Regions from separate parts of the Mus musculus genome. Here all the other regions are linked to region 3. A link is a loop called in an ENCODE intact Hi-C map of the cell type or tissue named here. Cell type or tissue: left cerebral cortex. All regions are shown on one strand. Region 1 overlaps Fam193a (family with sequence homology 193, member A). Region 2 holds the start of Add1 (adducin 1 (alpha)). Region 3 holds the start of Mfsd10 (major facilitator superfamily domain containing 10). Region 4 holds the start of Rnf4 (ring finger protein 4). Region 5 has its middle 9.8 kb from the start of Tnip2. Region 6 has its middle 4.0 kb from the start of Tnip2. Region 7 has its middle 9.2 kb from the start of Fam193a.

Region 1 (4,000 bases), 260 kb after region 3:
TACACACATCTGAAACAACATAAGCTATATGGTCTCTATGTTACATGCAGAAAACAAGACAGCCAATTAAGAGAAAAAAATGCGGAGAGATGGCTCAGTGGTTAAGAGCACAGACTGTGCTTCTGAAGGTCCCGAGTTCAAATCCCAGCAACCACATGGTGGCTCACAACCATCCATAATGAGGTCTGACGCCCTCTTCTGGTGTATCTGAAGACAGCTATAGTGTACTTAGATATAATAAATAAATAAATAAATAAATAAATAAATAAATCTTTTTAAAAAAGAGAGAAAAAAATGCTACCATTTCACCTTTTGGAAGATTCAAAATATTAACTGTCAATTTTCTACCAAACTGATCTATGTTGAGATTTAAGGTGTTTCTATTCAGTCCCATAAAAACTACTTCTAGGTATCAGCACGCTGATTCTGAAATGTATGGAAACAACAACAAAAAACAAACAAACAAAAAAAACAGAATAAAACAAAAATGATTCTCAGAAAAAAGAAAATTATTAATTTTTTTTTTCATCTCTACAACAGTTAAAGCTCTAAGGGCTGGAGACATGGCTCAGTGGTTAAAAACAGTTGCAGCTCTTCCATGGAATCCAGGTTCTGACCTTTGTGGACACCAAGCACACATGAGGGGCACATATTACATAAGAAAATACTCACACACATATAAATTTAAAATAAATCTTTGAAATAGATTTTTTTTTTAAAGTGGTAATAACTGCTGACAAATAAAAGACAAGATTGGAAGAAAATGTCTACAAATCACATGTAAAATCTTGTACACAGCCGGGCGTGGTGGCGCACGCCTTTAATCCCAGCACTCAGGAGGCAGAGGCAGAGGCAGGTGCATTTCTGAGTTCGAGGCCAGCCTGGTCTACAGAGTGAGTTCCAGGACAGCCAGGGCTATACAGAGAAAGCCTGTTTCTGTTTCGAAAAGCAAAACAAACAAACAAACACAAAATTATAAAGAACTTTCTAAACTGGAAAAATAGCAATCCAACCAGAAATGAGCAGTTCTGAGCTGGACAGTGGTGGTGCACCCCCTTAAGCCCAACACTCTGACGGCACAGGCAGGCAGATCTTTAAGCTCAAGGCTAACCTGGACTACAAAGCAAATTCCAGGACAGCCAGGACTACATAATGAGACTTTGTTCTTTCTTAAGTAACAGTGAGTGTCAAGAATAAAGAGTGGGGGAGAGTACAATTGTACAGGGATAACAGGAGTATGTTTCTGATTAATGAAACTGTCCTGTACCTTGACTGACACAGTAACCTCAAGAGACTCACATGCGTTAAAATCAGAGTAATGAGGTTGGAGGCAGAACTGAGCAATAGGTAGTAAGCATGCACAAGGCCCCAAGGTCAATCCTTAGGATCACAAAGCTGGGCACAGTGGTATACTATTACAGTTCTAAGTTCTCAGAGAGGCTAAAGTGAATGATCACTTGAATTCAGGAGTTTGAGACCAACCCAAGCAACAACACAACATCTGTTTCCCAAGACAAAACATAATTTTGCTATACATTAACTTTTTAAAAAATATTTATTTATTTATTACATGTAAGTACACAGTAGCTATCTTCAGACCCTCCAGAAGAGGGCTCCAGATCTCGTTATGGATGGTTGTGAGCCATCATGTGGTTGCTGGGATTTGAACTCAGGACCTTCGGAAGAGCAGTCAATGCTCTTAACTGCTGAGCCATTTCTCCAGCCCCCTATACATTAACTTTTAATAAGCCTACAGCAGCATCACTTAGAAAAACTGATCAGTTGAACCTCAAGTCACATATCTACATACTCAGCAATTCTATTCCCAGAAACATGCCCAATTCAAACAGTGCCCATGCACATCAAAAGGCACAAGCAGAAATGTAAGCTCATTCACATCAGCCTTAAAGCATCTCAATGTCCATCCACATTACATCAGACAGACTGAGGAATTTTCACAGTGTAAAGTGTACATCCTATATAGAACAACAGCAAAAAGCAATCTTACCCTGGAGTCATCACAAATGAAAAGCTGAGCCAAAGCACTGAGGCACAAAACAACCCTTTTTGTATAAAACTCACAAACAAGTGGAAGATATAGCCAAGACAGGTATCACACCTTGAAGTGAATGATGAAGGAGCACAGGGCACTGGAACACTCATGTCATGAAGCACTCTAAAAACCTGCCACAACAGGGCTCTCTGTGATGGCACTTTTTCTAAAGCCTGGATTGTAGTTAATGTAAGCTAAGTTAAACTAGTAATCCTTTAAAGCACCTCAAGTTCTAGATTTTTTTTCAAGCTACTTCCTCAGATCACAAAGCAATGTGAACTACAAGTGTGCCTTCACCTACTACAAAGACCCAAATGAACACCAGACCCTGAATACCCTCTAAGATCAAGAGGCACTTGCATGATGGCCTTAGCCCATTGTTATCTACACTCCTAGTATCAGGATAAAAGGGGATTCATTATTACAAATGCCTATAGTCAGTGACAGGGTTTTTTGGGGGCTTTTTTGTTTTGTTTTGTTTTTTTCCGAGACAGAGTTTCTCTGTGTAGCCCTGGCTGTCCTGGAACTCACTTTGTAGACCAGGCTGGCCTCGAACTCAGAAATCCGCCTGCCTCTGCCTCCTGAGTGCTGGGATTAAAGGCGTGTGCCACCACGCCCAGCTCCAGTGACAGGTTTCTGACTTTAACTTTCAGTTTGAAAACTCCTTTTGACCCCTACCTTAAATGGCATCCTTTTATAAATCTCACACATCATTACAAAAATAACCTTAAATCCCCATTCCAGCCCTGTGTGAATATGTCACATGTAATCTGATATTCCAACAACTAATAACACAGGTCGATTTCCATAATAGAAGGAACCTGGGTTTTGTAAGTATATATGACTAAATGTTAGATAATTATTTTGAAAATACAATTCTCATTATGTAGATAATGTTTGTTTCTGTACCTAATATCAAAATATGTAAGTGCCAAAGGGTGGTAGAAAAACCCTTCACTAGTTTATTTACAAAACAGAAAAACGCTGTTAGTTGTCTCAGGCTTTAATGCCATTCACTTTCTTGGTCCATGAATAACGCTCACTGCAGATTTCAAATTTTGAAAGCTTGAAGCATGTGGGAAAAGGAAAGAATAAGCTTCAGAATGCCCACCATAGTCTTTGTGGACAAGACTTTCCTATGTAAATCCATATGCACACAATATTTTACAAAAACAGCTCTGTGCTATAAACACCTATAATCCTTTCCACTTTAATGTATCATGAACATTATGAAAATCATCTTAAAATAGAAATGCAAAATAATTAGATTTACTCTTGATATGCTTCACCTAACTGTTCACTGAGTGAGTAGTCTAACCATTGCACAAGCTCAAGTCCAAGACCTGAGTCCAAATTTCCCCATTTCACAATTAGAATAAAAAACAAAACAACAACAAAAACATTAGCCCTATTATCTAGAAGCAGAACCCCTAAAAAGACCAGCTCAGCATCCTGAAACACAATGGCCACAATCATACATCACTTACAGACTGCCACTAAACACTGCTTGCAATCTTCCCTACATTTATTTGTTTAATCTTAAGCCTAGGATCTGAGTGCCCAACAAGGAGTACAGGTCTGACACCAAGCACAAAGGAACCTCAGAAACTTAAATCTGTGCAACCTGCACCCTGAGCCTTGGACACCAGAGTTTACTTCTGGACCAACAATTTCACAAGAAGTTACCCATACCCACATTTCCACTAACTAGCTCAGGAGCCACCTCAAATAAGATAGTATAACCTACAGTTCTGTGCCCAGCACTAAGAGCAATGTGGGACTCCCTACTAAGGATAAGGACAGTCCTTCCTGTCCTTTCTTAGTCACCTTCTGGTTTGGTGACCTAGAGAGAGTAGAGGAAGCTCAAGACTTCTCTCTGGGAAGTACAGGTCCAACAGTTACCTGACATTGTTATGCATACCTGTGCTGTGCCATATAAGGCACCCA
Region 2 (4,000 bases), 62 kb after region 3:
AATATGCATATGCAGGACAAACTTAATTCCTTTTTGGGAATTTTTTTTTTTTTTTTTGGTTTTGGTTTTTCTAGACAGGGTTTCTCTGTATAGCCCTGGCTGTCCTGGAACTCACTTTGTAGACCAGGCTGGCCTCGAACTCAGAAATCCGCCTGCCTCTGCCTCCCAAGTGCTGGGACTAAAGGCATGCGCCACCACACCCGGCTTTAAATTTTTTTTTCTTTTTTGGAATTTCTAATCTTTCTAGATGTCTAGAAGTACATAATGTATATTAAAAGTAGAATTAACACACTTTATAGAAATCCAGCTAGCAATTGTTGAAACTGAATGCATAAATAATGACTTGTTTAATGCTTATCTCTCAAACGTGAATGTGTGTATATGGAAGAGTTTATTCAACACGGGAGAGAGGAAGGAAAAAAGAGAAATCAATACAAACAGCCTCATGCAGTAAAAATACCTGGGCACTTGTCTTAGTTAGGGTTTTTAGTGCTGTAATAAAACACAAACTCAACCTGGGGAGGAAAGGGTTTGCTTCACCTTACAGCTTCTAGTCCATCATCCAGAGGAAGTTAGGGCAGGAACTCTGCAGGAAAAGAGCTGACTGCTGCAGAGGCCATGGAGGAGGGCTGCTTACTGGCCTGCTCTAATGGCTTGCTCAGCCTGCTCTCCTGTAGCACCCAGACCACCTGCCCAGCAAGGGCACCACCTACACATTGAGCTCCCACGTCAATCATCTATCAAAAACCGTGCACAACAGACTTGCCCCCTAGCCAATCTGGTAGGGACATTTTCTCAGGTGAGGTTCCTTCTCAAATTACTCTCGCCTGTGTCAAGTTAACTTTAAACCCTAGCCAGCACAGTATTGTCTGAAGCATTTCAGTATTTAATGTCCTGACTCAACATGATTACATGAAATGAATGGTGTGTGTGTGTGTGTGTAGCAAAGCAACAAAAACAATAGTATCAGATAATACCAAGAGTTAAGTGAAAACCTGAATGGTTTATGTAAAACAGATCTTAGAAAGGACACTATCCCAGTTTGCAGAATGATTAGAATTCCTAGTCGCTTCATTTGCTGACTCTCACTAACCTACACACACATGAGTAAACTAACCACACCGACCTGCACCTCTGCGAAACCACATCTAAACCCTGAAAAGCTGTTCTGAAGGTCAACACCATTCATACTTCCTCAAAAAACAACTTTACTATCAGGGTGTGGTGTCAACCTCAAGGTAATCCTAGAACTAGGGGCAGAGGCAGAAATTTTCAGTTCCAGACCATTCTGGGCTGCGAATTGACGAAGCATAGCAAAGTTTTAGAATTAAAATGTGATCCCTACGTCACTGGCTTTAATTAAAGACTGCGATTTTTAGAATCCCACCCGCATAAAACTCACCTCCGACCTGCAACCTCCTTCCTCTCTGGAGCCTGTTGAGTCCACCCACGACTCCCAGCTTGCTTGCAAAGGAGACATAGCGGATCCCTTAGCAATCTAGTTCCTATCCCGACTGAGATTTCAACCCACTTTTGACAAACACACAATCTCTCTGAAATTCTTGAGCAGTTATGCATAGACAGATTTTAGCTTTGTTCTTGGTCTTTGGGAGTTTAACAACGTTAGGCCTAAAATCATGGTCAAAACAACAGCAGTTTCAGGTGAACCAAAATATTTATTTTTAAGATGGGTGTGCATAAAACAAACACAACTCATCTACCAAATACCTTGAACCAGGAACTGAATTATAAAAACGAAGTGTTTTTAGGAAGAGGTCTGAACGATAAAACAGAGAGGAAAGGCAAGCCCCATCTCCAGGAAGTTCCACGACCACCTCATTACTACCATCCGTGGACAGAGCTGGCTTTTTTCTCTTGGGGCAGAAGGTGTCAGTTTTTAAAAGAGCCGACAAGCGGAACCCAGATGCACCTTTCCACAATCTCTGCAGTGACCAGCATTTGGAGCCACCATTAGCACAATGCTGACCCGGGAGGACCCCGAGGCCCACCAGGAAGCTCAGAGCCGAGCAAGCCGCTTCCACAGAGAACCCCGCGTCCGTCCGGGCCATCCTGGGAAGCGACGATGCAGTGTCCTCGCCCCCGCACTCGGAGGCAAGCACCTAGACCCCGGGCACCCCGCGCCGCAGCGACCTAGCCGCGCCCTCCTCAGCGCACCAGAGGCGCCCCAGAGGCCCCGGGCCCTGCCCAGCCCTGCCCTGCCCGCCCAGCACCGCCGCCCCTGCCCTACGCCCGCTGGGGGCCCCGGAGACCTCGCCGCGCTCCCGGGCCTCACCTCCGCGGAGAATCGGGGAGAGAGCACGGCTTCCCGGGTCCGAGTGCGGCCGCCGCCTCGCCTGCGGCTCGCGCTGGGCTCCGCCCCCTGGCTGCCGCGCACCCCCCGCCGCCTGCAGCAGCCCTCGTCCTCTCCCGCCCTCAACCCTCACCCCTCTACTCGCCCCCGCCGCCAAGCTGGGTGCGGCCTGCGGCGCTGCGGCCCAACAATGCACAGCCCCATTGGTCTGAACGCCCTACCGCCGTCCAGCACTACTCTCTGTTATTGGTCAATCTTAAGCAAGGGGCAGGCCCGGAGAAGGGCGGGGCCCTGGGAGGCGGAGAGAAGGGTAGACTCCGGCCTCCGGCTGAAGGCGGTGTCACAGTGGGATTAGGGGTCGCTTTGGCTGCGTCCGGGACGGCGGGCTGGTGCACCTGCTCACAGGAACGCTAGTTCTCCCACTGAGACGGTCAGACCCACAAACTGACTGCGAACGGACACGGTCTAGGTGCGCTTCAGGCGAGAAGATCAGTAGGCAGTTTGGGAGACTGGGCTGTCAATCAGGGTGGAGTCAGGACTGAGATGTCTGTGTGTGCTCTGATAAAGCTCCACAGACAGGAAGGGCCCGCCGGATGACAGTGGATTAACAAACACCGAGGCCTCTTCAGAGGCAGGGAATGAGGCTAGGTGAGGCCTTGGCAGAACCAGTCCACCTGGCAGCGACCTGGTAAACTAACCTAAGGATCAAGTCCCTACTGTCTCTCCTGTCAACTGAATCCTAAAAGACCCAAAGGAAACAAAGGGGTCCCGCTCCTGGTTCCCTTCAAACCATTAAAGGTTGAAGCCTCGAGCCTGGCTCAAGTGACAGAAGTGTGTATCCAAGCCTCTCCTCAGCCAGGCGTGGTGGCGCACGCCTTTAATCCCAGCACTTGGGAGGCAGAGGCAGGTGGATTCTGAGTTCGAGGCCAGCCTGGTCTACAAAGTGAGTTCCAGGACAGTCAGGGCTACATACACGGAGAAACCCTGTCTCAAAAAACAAAAACAAACCGATCCTCACAGCAAGAGCTCTGAGTTTGACCCCATAAGGGTCAGAGAGGTTGTGGATTCCAGTCAGTACCCTCTGTCCTAGGAACATTTGCCCTACATGTTGACTGTTCTCAGATGACTTTTCTGACATCCTCCAGCACCCAGCAACAAGTCTAATGCCAGTGAAAGTTTGCTGAAGAGAGAGAGTTTTCGATAATCAACTGTCATTCTCCATGATCCATCTGTTTTCTGCACTGGCCAGATAGGAGAGTTAAACGGAGATGTGGTGGGAACCACCACCCCTGCATCTTTCAAGTCCTTGATAGTGGCAGTAATTTCTGCAATTCCTCCAGGAATACGATACTGTTTTTGATTCACTATTTTCTTTGGCAGAGGCAACTCTAAAGGCTTCCATTTGGCCTTTCCAACCATAATAGCCCTCACTCTACAGTTCAGGGAACCAATATGAGAATTCTGCCAATTTCTGAGTATATCTATCCCAATTATACATTCTGGAACTGGGGAAATCACCACAGGATGTGTCCGGGGACCTATTGGACCTACTGTGAGTCGGACATCAGTCAAAACTCCATTAATCACCTGCCCTCCATAAGCCCCTACTTTAACTGGAGAGAGGGTTGAGTGATTAAAAATGAAATATATAGAGATATAAAAGTTTAGAAATGTTGCCTATAAGTCCAG
Region 3 (4,000 bases):
AGGCTCTTAAGAGGAAAAAGTTCAAAAAATAAATTGTCTTGTAATGTAGCAAGGCTGTGTGGTGTGTTGTAATGAAGGGTTCTGGGGGTTCATTGTGGAGTGTGGGGTCCCATCTCCCTGCCATGCTCAGACACAGGTTGGGGATGTCTGTGAGAGCTCTGCACTGTTAGATGATAGCCACACACAGAATGACATTTAGGCAGTTGTCCATAAAACTGACAAGCTGTCATAGTGTGGGTAAGTACATTATATACGTTTTACAGTGAAGTCGCCTTCCCACACACTTATCAGATCACCTATCACACATGACAGAACAGGACTGAATCCTTACGTCCAGCCTGGCCCTTGTCACCTGCTATGGCTCTGAGGTGTGAGATCTTGTGCGAGGGTTGGTGGTGCTGAGTAGGAGTTGCGTTTTGGATGTGGTGAAGCCACTGTTGGAGCACAGAATGAATGGCTGTGGGCATCCTGCAGCTCAGAAAGTGCTGGTCAAGAACAACCCTGAAGGGAGATTGGGCTCAGCAGCTTGGCTTACAGGGGCTACATCTACCAACAGTACTCACCTTGTCACCTCTCCCTGTGATTCTTCTGGGACAGAGGCTGCATGACCCACGAGGGGCCTGGGCCTGACACACGCACCAGCTAGGCTACCATCCAGCCCCAGCTTCCTCCACGCCTGAATTAGCCACAGGGCTCTGCCGTACAATGGCTCTGTGTAGCCAACTGCAGCAAGAAGCAGGGTGGCCAAATCTGATACTGGGCATAGATTGAGCAATCTATGAGGAGGAACATGCCAAGGAAAAGTTTATAGAGCCTCCAGATACTGTCCTGTGTCGTCAGAAGGGGAACACAATCCAGCTAGAAGAGCCTATCACTCGAGTGCATCCGGTGTTGTCCTCTGGGAAAGAGTCAGTGTGGACTGTATGGCTCCAACAGGTTAACAGCACTGAAGGGATAGGACTTTAGTGGTTCATCTATCTAAAAGATGAGTCTTTGCTCCAGCTGTTCTCATACTTCAGAGTTGATTGAGGATGACTAAATCCTGAATCCTGTTCTTTCTGTCTCCACCGAGTGCTGGTACTAGAGGTGGGCATCACCATCCCCAACTCCAGCATGGTTTAGAGTAAGCTAAAGTAGGAGGGTCAGGAATTCAAGGTCAACCGTGGCTACATGAGACCCTGATTCAAAAGAAAGATATATAGGTACCAAGGAGACTGAACTGCACAGACAAGCTGTCTCTTACATACACTTAGCTCTTCAGAACTTCACCGCTTGCTTCTAATGCATCTGGAAGCCTGCAAGCCTTCTCTATACTTGGCTGCTGGGAGACTCCAAACCCAGTTCCCGCCACAGCACGGCCTCCCGGAAGAGGAGGTGCCTGTTCCGAAGCCTCCGGGGTGTGGCTGCTATCCAGGGAGGTTCCCTGTTCATCCACCCGTTTGTCCCCGCCTGGAGCTGCGGCACGTGTGCACAGGTCCCAGCTGGGTAGGTGGGAAGCAAAGGTTTCGATATCGTGTGAGGAGGCCGAAGTGGTACACGAACAGGAGCTCAGGGCGCCTACGACTCCCCAACCAGGGATTCCCGTCTTCTCCCCGTTACCCGCTTCACAACAGGGGGCGCCCTGACCACTGCGGCCCTGAGCTTACTGCTGCCCTAGGTTGGTAAGGGAGTCGGGCCTTGAAGGGTGTGCCAGGACCGCATTGGAACCACTTCCGTTTTGTCTGGCAAGAACCTGCAAATTCAGCTTTCAATTGTCAGGTAAACGGGGCCGTCATCACCACACCCTCCTTCCCCCAGCAGGGTCGGAGCTTCCACCATGGGCTGGGCAGGGGATGCGGGCTGTACGCCTCGTCCGCCTATACGGCCTCGGCCCGCGTCCGAGCGTCGCGTGATCATCGTGCTCTTCCTCGGCCTGCTACTCGACCTCCTGGCGTTCACGCTGTTGCTGCCTCTGCTGCCTGGGCTGCTGGAGAGACACGGCCGCGAACAAGTAAGCCCCTCCCCCAAGGCGGGAGCTCTCCCCATGCCTAGCCTATCACAGATTTATCCAGCTGGAGTTACTTTCCTCTTTACCCAGGACCCCCTCTATGGCTCCTGGCAGCGTGGGGTAGACTGGTTTGCTTCAGCCATCGGGATGCCAGCGGAAAAGAGGTACAACAGTGTCCTGTTCGGAGGTATGTCGCTGTGTGCCATGCTGGGGCCCACAACCTTTTTTTGGAGAGCTAGTTCTGCCTAGGCTCTTGGTCAATCATCCTCCCTGGGTTCCTGCCTCCTTTAACTGAAAGGTGTGGGTTGGTTTTGTTGTTGTTGTTGTTTGGGGGAGGGGGTTGTTTTGTTTTGTCTTTTTGTTTTTGGTTGGCTTTTTTTTTTAAACTGAGGCCACCCGAGCTTCAGTCGATGGCCTGTGAATATAGGGCTAAGTGTGGTCAACACTCTAGGACTGATCCTCTGTCTCTCAGGTCTCATCGGCTCGGCCTTCTCCCTCCTGCAGTTCTTCTCCGCACCACTCACAGGAGCTGCCTCTGATTACCTGGGGAGGCGCCCAGTGATGATGTTGTCCCTGGTAAGCCTCTGGAGCCAGCTGTCAACAGGCAGAGGGGAGAATGCAGCTGTGGGGCTCCCCTGCCAACAGTGGGCTCCCATCCCTTCTAGAGGGATCTTCTGGCCCCTGGTGTTACACCAAGCTAAATACACCTAAGGAAAGTACAGGGACACAAGTGGCCCGGGTCTGAGGGTTATATGCTTGCCTGCCTTGCTCTGGGTGCTTCCTGGCCTGAAGTGACCGATCCTGCCACTTGGCCTCCACCCATTGGCAGACAGGTTTGGCCATCTCCTATGCAGTGTGGGCTACCTCTCGGAGCTTTAAGGCCTTCTTGGCCTCCAGGGTGATCGGAGGCATCAGCAAGGGGAACGTTAACCTCTCCACAGCCATTGTCGCTGACCTGGGCTCACCTCCAACCCGCAGCCAAGGCATGGTGAGTGAACAGACCTAGGGAACGGGGATTGATGTCTGGGCTTCAGACTCCATGCCTAGCTCAGGTCTTTTCCCTAGGCAGTCATCGGGGTAGCCTTCTCCTTGGCCTTTACTCTGGGTCCCATGCTGGGAGCATTCCTGTCTGTGGAAATGGTGCCCTGGATCAGCCTACTTTTTGCCATCTCCGACATGTTGTTCATCTTCTGTTTCTTGCCAGAGACACTGCCCCAGGAAAAGCGGGTAGGCCCGGGTCCCCGGAGGGGTGAGGGCTCCTGAGGGTTGGAAGGGGTTTCCTTTCTTATCTGTACCATTGGCAGGGGAGACTGGCCTGCCCTCAAGCTGCTAACATCACAACACCTCTTGGGTTTCTGGGATCTGACAGGTCCTGGTCCCTAAGCTGCCAGGCTGTGTGCTCCCAGCCTCCTGGCCAGCCCTCGCTTTCTCCCACAGGCATCTTCTGTCACCCTGGGCTTCCACACTGCTGCCCACCTGCTCAGCCCCCTGGCCCTGCTTCGCTTTGCGGCTGTCACTCACAGTCAGGACCCGCCTGCTGAGCACAGTAAGGAGGCTTACCCCGGACTGAGCTCTCAGAGTCTTGACCAACCAGCATGAACAACGATCAACCTGTGGTCTGTGTTGACTTGCAGGACTCAGAAACTTACGCCGTTTGGGTCTTGTCTACTTCCTCTACCTCTTCCTGTTCTCAGGCCTGGAGTACACACTCAGCTTCCTGGCACATCAGCGCTTCCAGTTCAGCAGGTAGGTCTCCATATTAGTGGCTTCGAGGTTCTCAGACCCCAGGTCCAGGAAGCCTTTGTGGTACCCCTCCCAGCACTCTGGCTGGTGGCCTTGCCCATCCCCCAGGCAGTTGGTGGCCTAGGGGGCTGGGCGCTCACCCTCCACCTCCTAGCCTGCAGCAGGGCAAGATGTTTTTCTTCATCGGCCTCACCATGGCCACCATACAGGGCACCTACGCCCGGCGGATCAGCCCTGGCAAGGAAGCTGCAGCTGTGACGAGGGTAAGGG
Region 4 (4,000 bases), 300 kb after region 3:
CTACTAAGGCCTAGAGATCTGGTCTCAAAGAAGTCAAATAATGATGAGGCAACACTGGTTTCTAGAAGCATATATAACCCACACCTACAGAGAGAATGAGGCTAACTCACTTGCCCAGAACTCATTCCACAGCCCCAGTTACTTATGATCCTCTTGCCCCAATCTCTTGAATACACAGGATTACAAGCATGATCCACCAGTTTGGCTATACTTTATTTCTTGAGGGACATGGAAGAGTTTCAGATCTAGAGGGGAAATGGATCCTTTCAATACATGTGAAATTATATTCTCTATCAGGAAAAAAAAAAAAGACTTGGTAGTAGGATTCTTACAGGCCCATGATCTCAGTTGAGTCAGGAGGACTGCCACATTCAAGGCCTGCCAGGACTATCAAGGAAGTTCAAGGGTAGCCTAGGCAACTTAGGAAGACCCTCTCTCAAACTAAAAAGTAAAATGAGGAGTTTGTTTACCATAGCAGGTAATGCATTAGCTTTATAGAGATCCAATAAATTAATTGAAACCGAAGTAATCTCATAAAAAACAGGAAGAGTTGACTTCACAAAGTTGTCTTCTCACCACCAAATATACATCATGGCACCCGGGTGCCCACATCATACAACACATCAGTATTGGTAATAATAAAAAGAGGACCAGAGATGTAACTCAGTAGTAAAGGAGCTGCCTAACATTTGTGAGGCTCTGAGTCCAATTTCCAGTCCCAACAAAACAATAAATACCCTTTGTTCAGAAATGAAATAAATATTACAGTCACCAAGAAACCAACTTTCCTGGGGGGGGGGGGGCGGAACAACCAAATAAGCTAGGAAACAAAACCAAAACTGTTATTGAAATGGAGTCTCAAGTAGCCCAGGCTAGCCTCGATTCCACCTAGGACCGAACATATCCTCAGATTCCTGATTCTTCTGCCTCTACCTCTGAAAGGCTGGAATCACAAGCACTCTTCAAAGTACTTAGTAAGCAAGACAACTTTCCACTCATTTCACATCGAACTCACAGGCAAACCGGGACGCAAGTGTTTTCTCCAACCATTAAAAAGAAAAAGCACCAGGTGTGTGTGGGGTCTGGGCTGGAGAGAGGTTCCCTCTCACCATTGTCAGGAACAAGAGTCAATCTGCAGGCTGAAAGACCTCAGACTACCTCAGCCTTTGTGAACCTCGGGCTCCCCCAATTACTTGGGCAACCTAAACTAAACGGCAGACCGAAAAACTGAAGCTTAAAACGCCCAGGGGTAAAGTTTAAAAAAACAAAAAGCAGGAACGCCCATATCTGGACTCCTCCCCCGCCCTAATCAAAATGTGGACAATGGCGTCCACTGCGAACAATGTTAAAGGTTAAGTTTCCTATCCCTGTGTACAGATGTGGCCCTGAGGGAAGGGCCCGAGCAGGCACCGGGCTAAGGATGGAGGTCGCAATCGCCCGCTTGACTAACCATAGATAGAACCAAAAGTGGCTCCTGGAAGCCCAAACCCCATTCAGCTCCAAAGCCCGCAAGCGTCCTCGGCACTCTCGCAACTTAGATACGGCCCGCCACGCGGCCCGGGTGCCCCAGCAAACTCGCAGGCCTCCGGAAGGCGGGGCGGCGACGCGACCACACAAAGGCTGCGTCATCAGCAAGGAACAAAAACCTCGCTCAGGTTCTCTGCAATCCGCCCGCCCGGCCCCGAGAGTGACCTTGGGCGACCCCCAACCCTCGCCGAGCCTCAGTTTCCCTTCCTACTTGGCGAAAGAGGTTCTCCGGCCAGGCCGCGGGTTGGCGAGCGGATACCCCCACACAAGACATTTCCCTACTTCCGACGACGGCGCCGCTCCATGTTCCGACAACCGCGTGCTCTCCGGGAAAGAGGCGGCAGAGGGCCCAAGCCGGAGAAGCGCGGTTCTGCGAGAGGCGGGCGGCCACCAACCCCAGTGCGGGCCGAGAGGCCGCCCGCGCTCCACGCCCGCACCGCCCTGCCCCGCCGCTTCCATGCTGCGGAGCCCAGCCTTACTTGGAGCTGGGGTTTGCTGCCAGACGCCTCGGCTGATGAGCTCGGGCAAGGACGTACCGACTCCAGCCGCCGCTGAGGAGACCCGTTCAAGCAAGCCTCCACCGCCTCACGAAGACCCACTTCCGCTCGTCCGGCACCGGCCCGCCCTTCTCAGCCCTTATTGGCCTCTCCCGCCTTTTCTCCCGTGCTCTACCGGTTTAGGAGGATAAATTGCAATTTTATTGGGTGAGAAAACCATCTATTACCACTTTGAAATACACCTTCTTCCGGTCACGCCCCCCGCCTGCTTGCGGGAGCTTCCACTTCCCGCGAGAGTGCCGCCAGTCGCGCTCCTCCCACGAGAACTTGGCGGTGTCGTTGCTGAGGCGCGTCGCGAGCTTGCCCGCTGGGTGTTTGACTTTTCGTTTGGCTTCTGACCTGGTATACGGTGGCCCTTACGGCTGCATCTAGCCCTAAACCATAATCCGTACCCTTCTCCGTCTCCTCGGTCGTTAATGAGGCGTACCAGAGACTCGCCCAAGGCCCCAATTTTCTGCTGATCCACAGGCAACCAGGCCGGGATTCGCACCATAAGTGCCAGGCTCTTAGGCATGTCGGTCCCCGGACTCTCCCTCGCAGGAATCCCATCATCTGGACAGGGGGCTCACCTATACGTTTGGGAGGCCTACCTGGAGGAAGCTTGAGGACTAGACGAAAGAGAACGTCCAGTTAGACATTGTGTGTGCTAAAGGCGGGGGAAGGTAGAGCTGGGCATGCCCAGGAGTCTGCGGGTTAGCTGCCCAAGTGTGTCGGGGCAGAGGCGAGAAAGGCAGGACTCAGAACACAAGTCCCATGGAATGCAAAGAACGGCCTCGGGCAAGACCAGGGCCTGGAATTGGGTCTTAGGACATCTCATGTTACAGAATCTCTCTTACCTGAATCTGAAAACCAGTATAATAACTTTAGGCAAGTCTCAGTCCATTCACACCTATTACAGGTTATCCATTTTACCTACTTCTGCCGGTTAATAAGAATGTGAGTGCTAACAGGTAATACAAGTCCTGCTGCTCCTGGGCTAGGTGGAGGGATGGGTTTAGCAACTGGAAAATGATCTATCCATAGATAAATAGCAACTAGAAAGAAATAGATGAGGACCCTCAGACTACTTGAGCAGATGATTTGAAGGTTATCCTAAATGTGGTTGAATTGCTTCTGTGGGGATATAGATCCTGGAAGATTGATTAACATGGCGAAGCAGATCAAAACCCGACCGTTAATATTTTCCATATTACAATCTCTGACGTTTTATGGAATTATAAGAGAACTTAGGATAAAGTGTGTATGATAAATACATACCTGACTCCAGTGTAAAATGTGTTTTGATGTTTTGGGCATGCTTTCCAAATGTTATAAATAGGAATAAAGAGAACTTACATTTGTAAGAAAAATGTAGGTATTTCTTATAATTTTTTGAATACTTAAATCAGGTGAGACCAAAACAGGAATATATACCCTTATAGGTTAAAGGTTCTGTTTGCAGTTAAACAGTTAAATATTTCTTGCCAGGAAGTAGTGGCCCACACCTTTAATCCCAGCAGAGATTAAACTCAGGAGGCAGAGGCAGGCAGATCTCTAAGTCTGAGGCTAGCCTGATAGGCTAGTTCCAGGACAGTCAAGGCTATACAGAAACACTGACTCAAAAAACACCAAAAAAAGCGAGCAGTGGTGGCGCCTTTAATCCCAGCACTCAGGAGGCAGAGGCAGACAGATTTCTGAGTTCCAGGCCAGCCTGGTCTACAAAGTGAGTTCCAGGACAGCCAGGGCTATAACAGAGAAACCCTGTCTCAAAAAACAAACAAACCACCAAAAAAGTTTATTTGTCCTAAGTTAAGTCCTTGCAAGTTAAAGTTTCTATTTGTAATTAGTAAGTTTCTGTTTGTCCTATGCAAGTTAAGGTTTCTGTTTGTATTTAATAAGTTCCTGTTTGTTCTGTGTTACATCCTTGCAAATTAAGG
Region 5 (4,000 bases), 110 kb after region 3:
TGCAGGCCCCGCCTCCAATCTGGCCCCGCCTCCCAGGTTCTGATCCCCACCCTCGCACTGCCACTCCGCCCCACCCCTGGCCCGCCTTCTCCACCCGTTCCCTCTCCAGCTCTGGCAGCTTAACACACCTTTTCTTTTTCTTTTTTTCTTTTTCTTTTTCTCTTTCTTTTTCTTTTTCTTTTTTCTTTCTCTTTCTTTTTCTTTCTTTTTCTTTTTCTTTCTTTTTCTTCTTTTTCTTTTCTTTTCTCTTTTCTTTTCTCTTTTCTTCTCTTCTCTTCTTTTCTTTTCTTTTCTCCTTTTCTTTTTCTTTTTTTCTTTCTTTCTTTCTTTTTTTTTTGTTTTTTCGAGACAGGGTTTCTCTGTATAGCTCTGGCTATCCTGGAACTCACTTTGTAGACCAGGCTGGCCTCGAACTCTGAAATCTGCCTGCCTCTGCCTCCCAAGTGCTGGGATTAAAGGCGTGCACCACCATGCCCAGCCTTTTCTTTTCTTTTCTTTTCTTTTCTCTTCTCTTCTCTTCTCTTCTCTTCTCTTCTCTTCTCTTCTCTCTTCTCTTCTTCTTTTCTTTCCTTTCCTTTCCCTTTCTTTTCTTTTCTCTTTTCTCTTCTCTTCTCTACCCCTCCCCTTTCCCCCTCCCCCTCTCCCTCTCTTCCCCCTCCCCCACTTCCTTCCCCTCTCCCCCTCTCCCTCTCTTCCCCCTCCCTCCCTCCCCTCCCCTCTCCCCCACTCCCTCTCTCCCCCACTCCCTCTCTCCCCCACTCCCCTCTCTTCCCCATTCCCCTCTCTCCCCCCTCCCCTCTTCCCCCTCTCTCCCCCCTCCCCTCTTCCCCCTCTTCCCTCCCCTCTCTCCCCTCCCCCTCTCCTCCCCCTCCCTCCTCTCCCCCTCCCCCTCCGCAGGTGAAGGCAGTGAGGAGAGGAGCAGGGAGCCCAGAATCCTAGCCCTTCAGCCCTCAGGGTTGACACACTCATCATTCCTGTCTCTGCCCCCAGGGCAACACCACCTGTCCACAGTTTAGCTCTCATGGATCCCAGAGGCTGAGGAGACAGGTGCTGACTGGTGGAGATGCCATCCCTCTGGGGTACCCATCATGTTCCCACCTCTGGCTGCCCAGGTATCACCTCTGTGTACCTAAGTTGTCTATGATCCTCTGCCTGCCCAGGCTGCTCCATCTTCTCCTGTGGAGAGTGCCAGGTGCACAGCACTAGGCTGTTTGGCCCAGAATCCTATACTTTCAGCCCCTCCTCTGTCCACTGTTGATTGGCCCCATCAGCACCTCACACAGCTGCCTTACTCCTAGGACTTGGCTCAGGGGTGCAAAAGGCTAGACATCCCTTGCATCAAGTTCAGTTAATCAAATGCATGGCCTCATTGAGGGCCCTGGGGACCCTGATTCAAGGCAAATTCTGATCCTTATGGCTAATGGGAAATGGACACAGATGCTATCATGTCACTTTGCATCTCTTGTCCCCAAAGCTGAGGGGAGGGACAGAGACCAGGAGGGAAGTAGAGCAAAGCCAGACATTGGTGCCACCTGCAGGAACCTAACTGAAGGTATACGCAGGGTTGGCTTCCACATGTCACATTCAGAGAAGATGGAAGGGACTAGAGACTACCATCTCCTGAAATGTAGCTGTGGTGAGGCCGAGGACCTGGGCACCCAGAGCTCCCTCCCAACTGGAGCTGACAAGATGGAGAGGATGTGCAGGACAGAGCCCATGCTTCAGGCGAGCAGAAGGGATGCAAAGCCCCTAAGCAGGCACAAGGAGGGGAAAGCAGGTCTCTGCAAACACACGTGTAGTGAGCCAGTCCTCCTGTGCAAGCAAGGTTGCAGGCCATCTTCTTCCTGGCCACCTGAGGCCTCTTTAGCAGCTCTCCCTGTGTCCCCTTATCCCAGAACCTCTTCCTCCCTTTGCAAAGCTCAAGGGTCACTTTTGTTCCCTACTCTCTCATCCCACATCCTGTCTGTACTTCTGTCTGTCTGGAGGTCTTACCAGCTCATGACCATGACACTACCTTTGCCAGCCATTGTCCTGCTCCTTCCTCTGGCCTGCCCCTCACTAGGAAATCTGTTATGATCTCACCTCAGAATTTCTCATAGACTGTCTTCACCCCAGAGCAAAGACCTTATCCATAGGTGAGCCCAAGCTTGCCCAACCCCTCCTGGGACCTCTGTTCACTGCTCCCATTCTGAGTGGTCACACTGCCTGCTTGCTCTTCCCATGTTCCAGGCACACTTCCGTCTCAGAGCCTCCCGTCCCAGAGCCTCCCGTCCTGCGGTTCCCTCCCTGCTCTCCTCACCCCCCCCTGCCACCCCCAGATATCTTGACCTATCCCTTCACTTCTGTCTGTCTGTCCTCTGCCTCACCGTTTCTTTGTTAGAAGGCTCTTTCCTTGGACTACAGCAGTGGTTCTCAACCTTCCTAATGCTGAGACCCTTTAACACAGTTCCTCATGTTGTGGCGACCCCCAACCATCAAATTATTTTTCTTGCTACTTCATAACTGTAATCTTGCTACTGTCATGAATCATAATTTACAAGTGTGCTTTCCGTTGGCCTTAGGCTATCCCTATGAAAGGGTCATTTGACAACCCTAAGGTGTCTCAGTCCACAGGTTGAGAGATGTCCCGGTGGGTTAAGGTATTTACCATGAAAGCTTGACAACTTGAGTTTGATCTCTAGAACTCATGCAGAGGTGGAAGGAGAGAACCAACTCCACAAAGTTACCCTTTGACTTCTGACCTCTGTAAGCACACGGGACCATGTGCCCTTCCCACAACATGCACATAGTAATAAACATTTTTTTCATTGAAAAAAAAGAGAGTTCTTTACTTCTTTGTGTATGTGTGTTTGTATGTACGTGGACACACACATGCATGTAGAAGCCAGAGGTCAATGTCAAATGCTTTCCTTGGAAGTTTGCCATGTTTTATGAGACATGATCTCTCAGTGAATATAGAGCTCATCAACATAGCTTGTTAGCCAGCAAGTCGCAGGGTCCCTTGTTTCAGCCTGTCCCCCAAAGCTGGGGTCCACTTCATGGACTGGGCCATCTCCCTAGCCCTCCTCTTCTTTCTTTCTTTTTTTTTTTTAAGATTTATTTATTTATTATATGTGTGTACACTGTAGCTGTCTTCAGACACTCCAGAAGAGGGCATCAGATTTTTGTTATGGATGGTTGTGAGCCACCATGTGGTTGCTGGGATTTGAACTCAGGACCTTTGGAAGAGCAGTCAGTGCTCTTAACCACTGAGCCATCTCACCAGCCCCCCTCCTTTTCTTTTAAAGATTGTCCACTCTCCTTCTGTTCCTTCCTCTTCTACTGACCTTTGAACCCCAACATCTGACACATCCAAACTCCCTTTAGAACGCCATCTTACTAGAGCAAGACCTGGCTTACCTCAGGGCTCATCCACTTCCTGGAACAAAGTAGATGCTTAGTAAATGGCTGGTGAAGGAAAATAAAAAGCCAACAGGTAGAGTTCTCCGGGAAAGGGACTGCCTTCCCAATCAGGCTCCTCTGTCCGATGAAACATTGAACTGCCTTCCTTTTTCTCTTCCCAAGAATGGCCTCATGGTGAGGCTGCTTCCCCGTGGCAGGCCTGTTTCTGGGTAAGACCAAAGCTGAAGGCTACTGACCACTCCTATGGGGGACAGCAGGAAAATCCATAGACCAAAGCATTGAGGGTGGGTAGGGAAGGGATGGGTAAGGCCTGGAAACCTTGTGGATGATTTAGCTCACCACAAAGAGATGTGGATGGGTGGGGGGCAGGTGGGAGAAAAGTTGGCCTCAAACATCTGGCAGGCTGTGAGAACAAGGCTGGGTCCTCTGCTGGGAGAACGGCCTAACGTCTTGCCTTCTTGGGTTCTAGGTCTTCCTCTATCCAGGGACAGGTTCTGTGGCTCCCTCACACTGGACTTGTTCAAGGGGAGACAGAAATTTTTCTCCTTTGCTGGTGTGAGTCAGAATCAAGGCAGAGGGAGAAGCAGAGGGTAGGGAG
Region 6 (4,000 bases), 120 kb after region 3:
TAGTAAGTACCCAGGTGAGAGGCAGGCAGCATGGCGTCCCTCTTCCAGCTTGCATAGGCTGAGAATAGATTTTCCTTATTTACCATCTTAAGAAATGGTGCTGTAACTCCGGGACCCCCTCTGCAGACCCACACAGATGATTGAGCCTAAGGCACAGGTTCAGACCAAGCTCCATCATTTCAGCCAAGCCTGACCGTGAATGCCTGTAATCACCATACTTGGGATGCTGGGGCAGGAGGATTGCTGGTCTGGGCTACACAGTGACTTTTAGAACGGCCTGAGCCACAGTTTGAGAAATCCCATAGCTGGCAAGGCTCACAGAACATAGGAGTTGCCCTCCTTCGCCTTCTCCAGGGGCCGCAGTTCAACTCTGCCCATTTTTTTCTGTTTGTTTCACTTCCCTAACCCTAAAGGACACTCTTATTGCTACTTCCTAGCCCATAGCATCAGCACTCGCCTTAGATAGCTATGCTTGAAGCTCCAGATGCAGAGCCTTCACGTACAGCCTCCCGGCAGCTAGCTAGCTTCCTCTCCTCGGCTTGGTTGTCCTGGAACTACTGAATGCTTTCATTTTTTATTTGTTTACCTTTATTAAATAAATAATTTAAATCCCACCTAATGCCCAGATCTCCGAGATAGCCTTCCACTACACCAGACACACCATCAGACTACAACAGACTTCTAAGTGTGGCCCTGCAGCCCCCTTCACCAGTGTCTTACCACTGTCTTTGCGTCCCTGGAATCCCTTACAGTGAGATTCCCAAACTTCCTTTCTCGGTTTCCCCTTCTTTTTGGAGAAGCACACCCTCAAGTGGCTCCTGAGAAGGGAACATGTTTCCTGAGGACTCCCCCTGCTCTTTTTTTTTTTTTTTTTTTTTTTTTTTTTTTTTGAGACAGGGTTTCTCTGTGTAGCCCTGGCTGTCCTGGAACTCACTCTGTAGACCAGGCTGGCCTTGAACTCAGAAATCTGCCTGCCTCTGCCTCCCAAGTGCATGAGCCACCACTGCCCAGCTGATTTCCTCAATCTTATCTTCCAGTTCTTCTATTGAGTTTCTATACTCATGTACATGTATACATATGTATTTTTCTAGGATCATGTATATATACATTTCAAGATATATGTATATACATATACATATTGAACTTCTATGATCATGTGTGTATGCTTGCTCTATGTGTGTGTATTATATATATATATATATATATATATATATATATATATATATATAATCAGACAGACAGAGATGAGACGGAGCGGGGGGATCTCATGTAACCCAGTATATTCAGTATTGAGGACTGAATCTAGACCTCCATAGGTAACCATTCTGCCAGCTGAGCTATATCTGAAACTTCCACAATCATATTTTTAATTTTTTAATTTTCTTTATTTCTTTCTTTCTTTCTTTTCTTTTTTTTGGTTTTCGAGATAGGGGTTCTCTGTGTAGCCCCCGCTGTCCTGGAACTCACTTTTTAGACCAATCTGGCCTCGAACTCAGAAATCCGCCTGCCTCTGCCTCCCAAGTGCTGGGATTAAAGGTGTGCGCCACTACTGCCTGGCTCATATTTTTAATTTTCTAGAGTTCTTTATATTTTCTAAATATTCTATCTTCTCAGCACCCAGTTCTATTTTTTTTTCATGAATATATACACATTTTTCTCTTTGCTTCTTGAGGGTACTGGTCACATGTTCTAAGCCAGCTGTAGTGGCACACACTTGGAGTCCTAGCTAATCGGAAGGCCAAGGTAAAAGGGCTGCTCATCTATGTGTCCAAGGTCTAGGGAAGAGACACCCCTAGCCAGCCACCCAGGCTCAATCAGATGTTGTGCAAGCCTACTAGAGTAGGTGGGGTTGGTGCCTGAAGTTCTAGTCCCCAAGCCTTTGTGGCCACACTGCCCCCTTGTGGACACTTCCATGGCAGGACCCTCGTACCTGTGAAGGCCTCATGTGTCTGGGAATGTTACAGCAGTGTGCGTGGGTGACAACCTCACTGGCCACAGACTCACATATGAGCCTTTCCCCTTCAGAGGGAGGCCTCTGCTTTCTTACACAGCTTCCTTTTGGGCTCAACTGGCCCTTGAGGTCACAGGGCAGGGCTGAAGACCCAGCATTCAAAATAAAGCAGGAAAGAACTAGGAAAAGTTGCAGATTCCAAAGGGACCTGTGTGAGAGTCAGAGGAAGAGGCCTTTGAGGAATCAGTCTGACAAATTAAGCCAGAGTTAGGTCAGCGGCCTGTCCACTTGCTCCACAGGATCACTGGAAACTCGCGGCCCATCGAAACTCAGAATGAGAGTCCGAGACTCTGGGATCTCCAGTCTTCTCCATCCAACTCTTGGGTATCCCTGGGGACCCTCCCTTGCTCATTGTATCCCTTTCTTGGGAACCCAAGTACCGAGCTCCTCTTCATTCTTTACATTGCAATAGATAGCGCCCCCTCCCCCCAAACACACTTGCTACTTAGCACAGGCTGGTCTCAAACGATCCTCCTGCCTCAGCATCTTAGAATTTTGGGATCATAAGTCTGTGCAGTGACTCATCTAATCACCCTTTAAGTTGGGATACTCCACTCCCTTTCCTGGCCCCCACATATTTCCCCCCATCTTTTCCTTATTATATGTTATTTTTCTTGTTGTTGATGCAAAATGCCTAAAATAAATAAATAACCAACTTAAGGGAGGAAGGGTTTGTTTAGGCTCCTGGTTTGAGGGGACACAGTCACTCAGAAGGAGAAAGTATGGCAGCTGGAGCAGGAGTCAAGGGAAGTGAACAGTGGTACTCAGTTCACTTTCTCCTTCTTGTTCAGCCTGGAGCTCAGCACATGCAAAGTGCTGCCTCCACTTAGGATGGGTCTTTCCTCAATTAATCCTCCCTGGAAACCTCATGGCCATGCCCCCAGGTGTGTTCCAATTAATGACAATTATTAACTAATGTGCTTAAATAAAGTTTCCCTACCTCTTGGACTGGGCATCTGCCTCCACTGTTAGAATATTCATCTATGACTCTCTAGGACCCAGGCCCTGTATTCAGCTGAAGGCACATGTATGCCAGGAACTTCCTGTGTTAACTTGCAGAATCTTAACCATGTCATAGATGGTCAGTGTCCTTAGAGGTCTGGAATCTCTCATCTACAATTCTAAAGTCCCCAAAAAGCTCAGAAACCCAAAGTGTTTTTCTTAGAGCTGGTACAATGGCTGACTTGAATCTTGTCTTACTTAATTTGACTGGCATTCCCTCTGTATTTCCAGAAACTGACTTGTTTTGTGGGGCTTAGAGATGCCCCAGTGGGAGTGCTACACTCTATGTCAATTGTTCTGATACGATAAGAGAAAGGATTTCAAGTGTAGCTGGGGATGGTAGCTCTAACTATAATCCCAGAACTTAGAAGCCTGAGGCAGAAGAACTACTCTGAGTTTAAGGCTAGCCTGGTTTACAAAATGAGTTCCAGTTTGGTCTACAGAGTGATACCCAGCATCAAAAAGTAAAGAACAAGATCCAAGCATGGTAGCATACACTGTTAATCCTAGCACTTGGGAGACAGAGACAGGCAGATCTCCATAAGTTCCAGACCAGCCTGATCTACATAGAGAATTCCAGGCTAGCCAGGGTTACAAAGTGAAGAGACTGAAAAATAAAGAACAAACCAAAAAGATCTTCAAGGGGGCTGCAGAGATAGCCCAGTGGTGTACAAGCAGATAGCCTGAGGACTGGGAGATAGCCCAGTGACATTCGAGCAGATAGCCTGAGAATCTGATTTTGGACTCATAGCACCCATGTGAAACTAAGCATGACTACACACATCTATGACCCTAGCACGGGTCCTGGGGTTGGGGATGGAGACAGGTGGATCCCTGGAACTTGCTAGCCAACCAGTATAGCCAATCCATGAGCTCTGGGTTTAGTGAGAGACCCTGTCTCAAAAAAAAATAAGGCTAAGAGAAACAGTGGAAGACACTCGACATTAACTTTTGATCTCTACACACATACACCCACACGTGCATGCT
Region 7 (4,000 bases), 280 kb after region 3:
ACCCTGGCTGCCCTAGAACTAGCTTTGTAGACCAGGCTGGCCTTGAACTCAGCAATTTGCCTGCCTCTGCCTCCCAAGTGCTGAGATTAAAGGTGTGCGCCACCATCACCCAGCAATACTGACAATCTTAACTTGTGTACTAATTTCAAAGACTGCAAGAGTTCCTCTAAACCCTTTGCTGTTTTCAGAGTGTCTCCATCTACACATGGTGGACCCCACTCATAAAGCATCCAGGGATTCCTCCCATATACCCTCCTAATCCTGACATCTTAGTTTTAGCTGCATGTTTCCCTAATCATAGCAAGACCTATGCAACCACTGTCATAGCACAAAAGTGCATTAACACAAGTCACACAGAAAAGCACAACTGTGTCAGCTTTTCTCTTTGGATGCTTCCACCTCAGGCTGTGTTGCCTTAGTTGCATATCTTGCTGCTCATAGCCAGGTTAATGTACTCACTCTTCCCCAACTTATCTTTGGTTCTGTTGTGTCCTTGTTTGGGTGCCAGTTGTGTTGTGTGACAAAACTTTTTTTCTGGGAGATGCAATATATATCTACTCCCCACAGATAGAGATCCCACAACAGACAAAACTATGAAGACCACCTAAGTCCAACCAAGCTGGGGAACCAACGAGTTTTATTGGGGTTACTTACAGGAATATGGGTGATGGATTACTTACAGGAGCAGATATGACTGAAAGAACTGCATCACCAAAGCCCACCCCACAAGTAGTATCTCAAAAACACTGGAAACCTGGAGCACACTACACAGACTACATGCACCTCAACTACAAAGTGAGTTCCAGGACAGCCAGAGCTACACAGAGAAACCCTGTCTCGAAAAACCAAAAAAAAAAAGATTGTCAGGATGCAGCAGCAGAGGTTGTCTGGCCTCTGTCGGCTAGAAATGCATCTGAGGCCAAGGCGGCATCCAGTCAGAACTTGTTTGTGTAAAGGAGCAGTTGTAATGAGAGATACAGCTAGCATCTTCTATGTTAGCCTCTGATCTGCCAAGTAAATTAGATAAGCAAGAGGATGAGAAGTAGTAAAAGCATTAAGAGCCTTCAACCTTTAGTCAAAATAAAAGAGAGAGAGAGAGAGAGAGAGAAAGAGAGAGAATCTCCAACCCACCGTACAGAAGGGGGCTGGTCTGGTACAAGGTGATCATGAACTGCTTAAATTAGAAAAGATTTTTAAACAATAAAAGAGCCTGTTGCCTCTTATAAGGCTGTAGGACATGGGAGCAGATGGGATCCATCTGATTGTAGTGGAGTCCAAAAGAACTAAGTAATGTAACTACATATCCTCCTTTAAGGCAAAGGCTACATTCATGACCTGAGAGAGCAGGCAGAAAGTCAGTCCCTAGCGGACTGGCTTATTAAAGTCATTAGAAACACTGGGTTGTTTCCACCTGAGGTCCCCACAAATAGCAGGGGCTAGAAACCACAGAGGAGAAACAGACACTAATGAAGGAACTAAAACTAAGAAAAGCTTTGTTTGAACCCCAGTTCATCGGGCCAGACAGAACTATGTTCACAGAGGAGCTAAAGAATAGGTTGATCCAATGGGGGCCTCAAGGCTGGTACGGGGCGTCAGTGGCTTTACTGAGTGAGCCCTTTGAGGGGACACGACTTTATAAAGGAGGAGGCACTGGCAGACTCAGTGACTTAGGCCAACATGTAAAATGTATCTGTAAAGTAAAAGAACCCAGAAAAGATTTTTTTAAAAAATGGCAAAGTAGAGGAAAAGGCTCAAATGTGGTGAATTTATGTAAAAAGCCATATTCTGTGCTAAGGACCTTCTGAAAGAAGCCCGAAACAGTTCACAAAATACATTAATGATGAAAACAGATAAAGAAGATCAAGCCTGTTTCAGGAATGGATACTTCTACCCCAAGTAGAAGAAGGGTACATTTTTCTCCCACAAGAGGTCATGCATGGGTAGAGATGGTTTGCCCAGTCAGAAACTGTAGAGAGACAATCTTTTCTGAGTGGAAGCATCGATTCTCAATAAAAACCTGATGGGCTATTAGCAAAAGGCAGGAAGAAAAGGTTGGGGATTCCAGTAGAGAGATTGGAACTCAGAGATAGTCAGAGGTGAGAGATTCACCCTGGACTCTGAGGAAGTCCGATTCATCAAACTTAGGAGACATAACTAGCCCGTGGCAGACACAGAATAGTTTAAGTTGCAAACTAGTTGGGGAATGAGTCAAAGCATATGGCCTAGGCATTTATTCATAAACCTATGAGTCATTTGGGATTTGGGATGCAGCTGGAAAAGTCAGCAGATACAAGAATCTCCCCCAACTGCCAGGCATGGTGGATGGAGGAACAACAGCTACAACTACATCCACAGTGTCAACCCTGGCCTATTCTGACCCAGGGAGCCATCGGCTGCAACAGTGGATGGCAGGGTCACACTCACCTCTGGCCCTGAGTAGAGCTGAGTAGATTTAAGTCAGGTCCACTAAGTTCATCAGAAGTAAGAATTTAAAAAATGTAGAGAGGATCTGTGAAAGAACTCCAGTATAGGGAAATGTAATGGCTCGGGGACATTTCTGAGAGCTGCAGGGTGTGATTTAAATTAGGACTGCCCATCCATGATTTGTACCCAAGAGTGATCCATAGAGAAAATAACTGATACAAATGGATGGAACCTTTCCATGTTCTATTAGACCTTAAGTATTATGTCCAACTTTAGTATCTTATGAGTTGTGGCTCATTGGGATCACATGACTCTGAGAACAGATTAAAAACAGGCATTCTGAGTACTTCACCAAGGTTATCTTTGTTTTGGCTGACGTTTGTTATGGGATGGTGGTTCAGCATACTGCGTTGTCCTGCCTCTCCTCTAATAAGCCCACCATTTATTATATAAACAACGTGATGCTAACCTGAGTGTTTTACAGATTTCAAAAGCCACTGGAGAGACAACCAGGTGCAATGATACTTCTGCTTACCCTACTGGGGCTAGTTAAAAAGAAAAAGATTTCAAATGGTGTGTGGGTTAAAAAGAACACTCCCAGAGGCCATAAGGTTCCTGACTGAAAACAACAGTGCCAGGGGTGGGCTTACCTCCTTGGGAGTTGTTAGCCAAGAAGGCCCTGAGGCCCCAGAATCAAAGGCTATTGCTACTGCAGTTGGTTCTATGGCAGAACTAGATAGTAACACCCTACGGCTAAAGATATCATACACTTTGATTGCAGGGCATGGAAAAACTAAGCTGGGACTAAACTAGAAATTGCCACCATATCAGCTGGGGCCACACAGGTTGCTAGTGGGAAACTGTCACCACTGTTTGCTCAGCTCTGGACCCTGAGTGCTAAAATACCAGCATGCCAGGCAGGACGTAGTTGGCTTGTACAATAATGACTCTGCTATCATGAGAAAGACCAATAGCCTTCTGACTGGATTTATGGCCTACTCCACAAGAGGGAACTGACAGCTACTACTGCAAACCAGGCCTAAATCCTGAGGTTGGAGAGACTGTAAGTCCCAACAGGCAAACAACTTCATTGTTTTACTAAATGGATGTGATGTGCCTGTCAAACTGCCTTCTAAACATGTGCTCCCATAGATCACTGGTTGTCACCTCAGCTCATAGCCACTGGTGATGCTCTGAAGAACAAGTGTGGCTACGAACAGTGGCTAACTCTAAGTCAGTGGTCCTCAACCTGTGGATGACAAACCTTTTAGGGGTCAAACAAGTCTTTTACAGAGGTCACCTAAGACTACAGGAAAACAGATATTTACATTATGACTCATAACAGTAGCAAAATTATTTATCAAGTAGCGAAAAAGAATTTTAGGGTTGGGGTCACAATGACATGAGGAACTGTATTAAAGAGTTATGGCATTAGGAAGGTTGAGAATCTTCCAGAGGTCCTGAGTTCAATTCCCAGCAACCACATGGTGGCTCACAGCCATCTGTAATGGACTCTGATGCCCTCTTCTGGTATGTCTGAAGACAGTGTACTCATATACATAAAATATATAAATCT

The links. Hi-C counts contacts between places; a loop is a spot of excess contacts. Peaks named below come from ENCODE experiments on the same cell type or tissue, not always from the same donor. Only the 100,000 strongest peaks of a DNase experiment are listed, where the experiment ranks them.
Region 1: a loop joins it to region 3, with 3 times the contacts of the local background. A loop is called at or near these places in 4 of 42 quality-filtered maps.
Region 2: a loop joins it to region 3, with 7 times the contacts of the local background. A loop is called at or near these places in 4 of 42 quality-filtered maps.
Region 4: a loop joins it to region 3, with 2.7 times the contacts of the local background. A loop is called at or near these places in 3 of 42 quality-filtered maps.
Region 5: a loop joins it to region 3, with 4 times the contacts of the local background. A loop is called at or near these places in 26 of 42 quality-filtered maps.
Region 6: a loop joins it to region 3, with 3 times the contacts of the local background. A loop is called at or near these places in 25 of 42 quality-filtered maps.
Region 7: a loop joins it to region 3, with 2.2 times the contacts of the local background. A loop is called at or near these places in 7 of 42 quality-filtered maps.

The regions. Positions count from the first base shown.
Region 1 is chr5:34,372,143-34,376,142 of GRCm38, reverse strand. All of the region lies in intron 1 of Fam193a (family with sequence homology 193, member A), which reads right to left. Among named protein-coding and RNA genes, the nearest start is that of Fam193a, 4.2 kb to the right of the region's middle. In left cerebral cortex, CTCF peaks have their summits at 205 (motif pointing left) and 1,590 (motif pointing right); no DNase peak of the experiment used is centred here.
Region 2 is chr5:34,572,207-34,576,206 of GRCm38, reverse strand. Add1 (adducin 1 (alpha)) reads right to left here and starts at 2,543. Exons shown (of 16, transcript NM_001331082.1): 1 at 2,294-2,543. Mir7036b (microRNA 7036b) reads right to left here and starts at 2,056; the gene lies at 1,994-2,056. In left cerebral cortex, a CTCF peak has its summit at 2,373; DNase peaks (open chromatin) are centred at 1,453, 2,075 and 2,537; H3K4me3 peaks cover 2,836 bases; H3K27ac peaks cover 2,393 bases.
Region 3 is chr5:34,634,584-34,638,583 of GRCm38, reverse strand. It overlaps Mfsd10 (major facilitator superfamily domain containing 10), which reads left to right and starts at 1,372. Exons shown (of 13, transcript NM_026660.3): 1 at 1,372-1,657; 2 at 1,801-1,990; 3 at 2,078-2,174; 4 at 2,460-2,563; 5 at 2,817-2,975; 6 at 3,053-3,214; 7 at 3,425-3,533; 8 at 3,622-3,733; 9 at 3,885-3,993. The coding sequence starts at 1,817. Nop14 (NOP14 nucleolar protein) reads left to right here. Exons shown (of 18, transcript NM_029278.2): 18 at 1-48. The coding sequence ends at 32. In left cerebral cortex, a CTCF peak has its summit at 1,617 (motif pointing right); DNase peaks (open chromatin) are centred at 2,011, 2,525, 2,862, 3,483 and 1 more place; H3K4me3 peaks cover 1,808 bases; H3K27ac peaks cover 1,581 bases.
Region 4 is chr5:34,334,548-34,338,547 of GRCm38, reverse strand. Rnf4 (ring finger protein 4) reads right to left here and starts at 2,298. Exons shown (of 8, transcript NM_011278.5): 1 at 2,007-2,298. It also overlaps A830049F12Rik. In left cerebral cortex, no CTCF peak of the experiment used is centred here; DNase peaks (open chromatin) are centred at 1,651 and 2,258; H3K4me3 peaks cover 2,385 bases; H3K27ac peaks cover 1,681 bases.
Region 5 is chr5:34,521,804-34,525,803 of GRCm38, reverse strand. It overlaps a transcript of Sh3bp2 not described here. Among named protein-coding and RNA genes, the nearest start is that of Tnip2, 9.8 kb to the right of the region's middle. In left cerebral cortex, a CTCF peak has its summit at 1,527 (motif pointing left); a DNase peak (open chromatin) is centred at 1,422; H3K4me3 peaks cover 256 bases.
Region 6 is chr5:34,516,005-34,520,004 of GRCm38, reverse strand. No RefSeq gene overlaps it. Among named protein-coding and RNA genes, the nearest start is that of Tnip2, 4.0 kb to the right of the region's middle. In left cerebral cortex, a CTCF peak has its summit at 1,903 (motif pointing left); DNase peaks (open chromatin) are centred at 445 and 1,897.
Region 7 is chr5:34,358,710-34,362,709 of GRCm38, reverse strand. No RefSeq gene overlaps it. Among named protein-coding and RNA genes, the nearest start is that of Fam193a, 9.2 kb to the left of the region's middle. In left cerebral cortex, a CTCF peak has its summit at 3,904 (motif pointing left); a DNase peak (open chromatin) is centred at 2,267.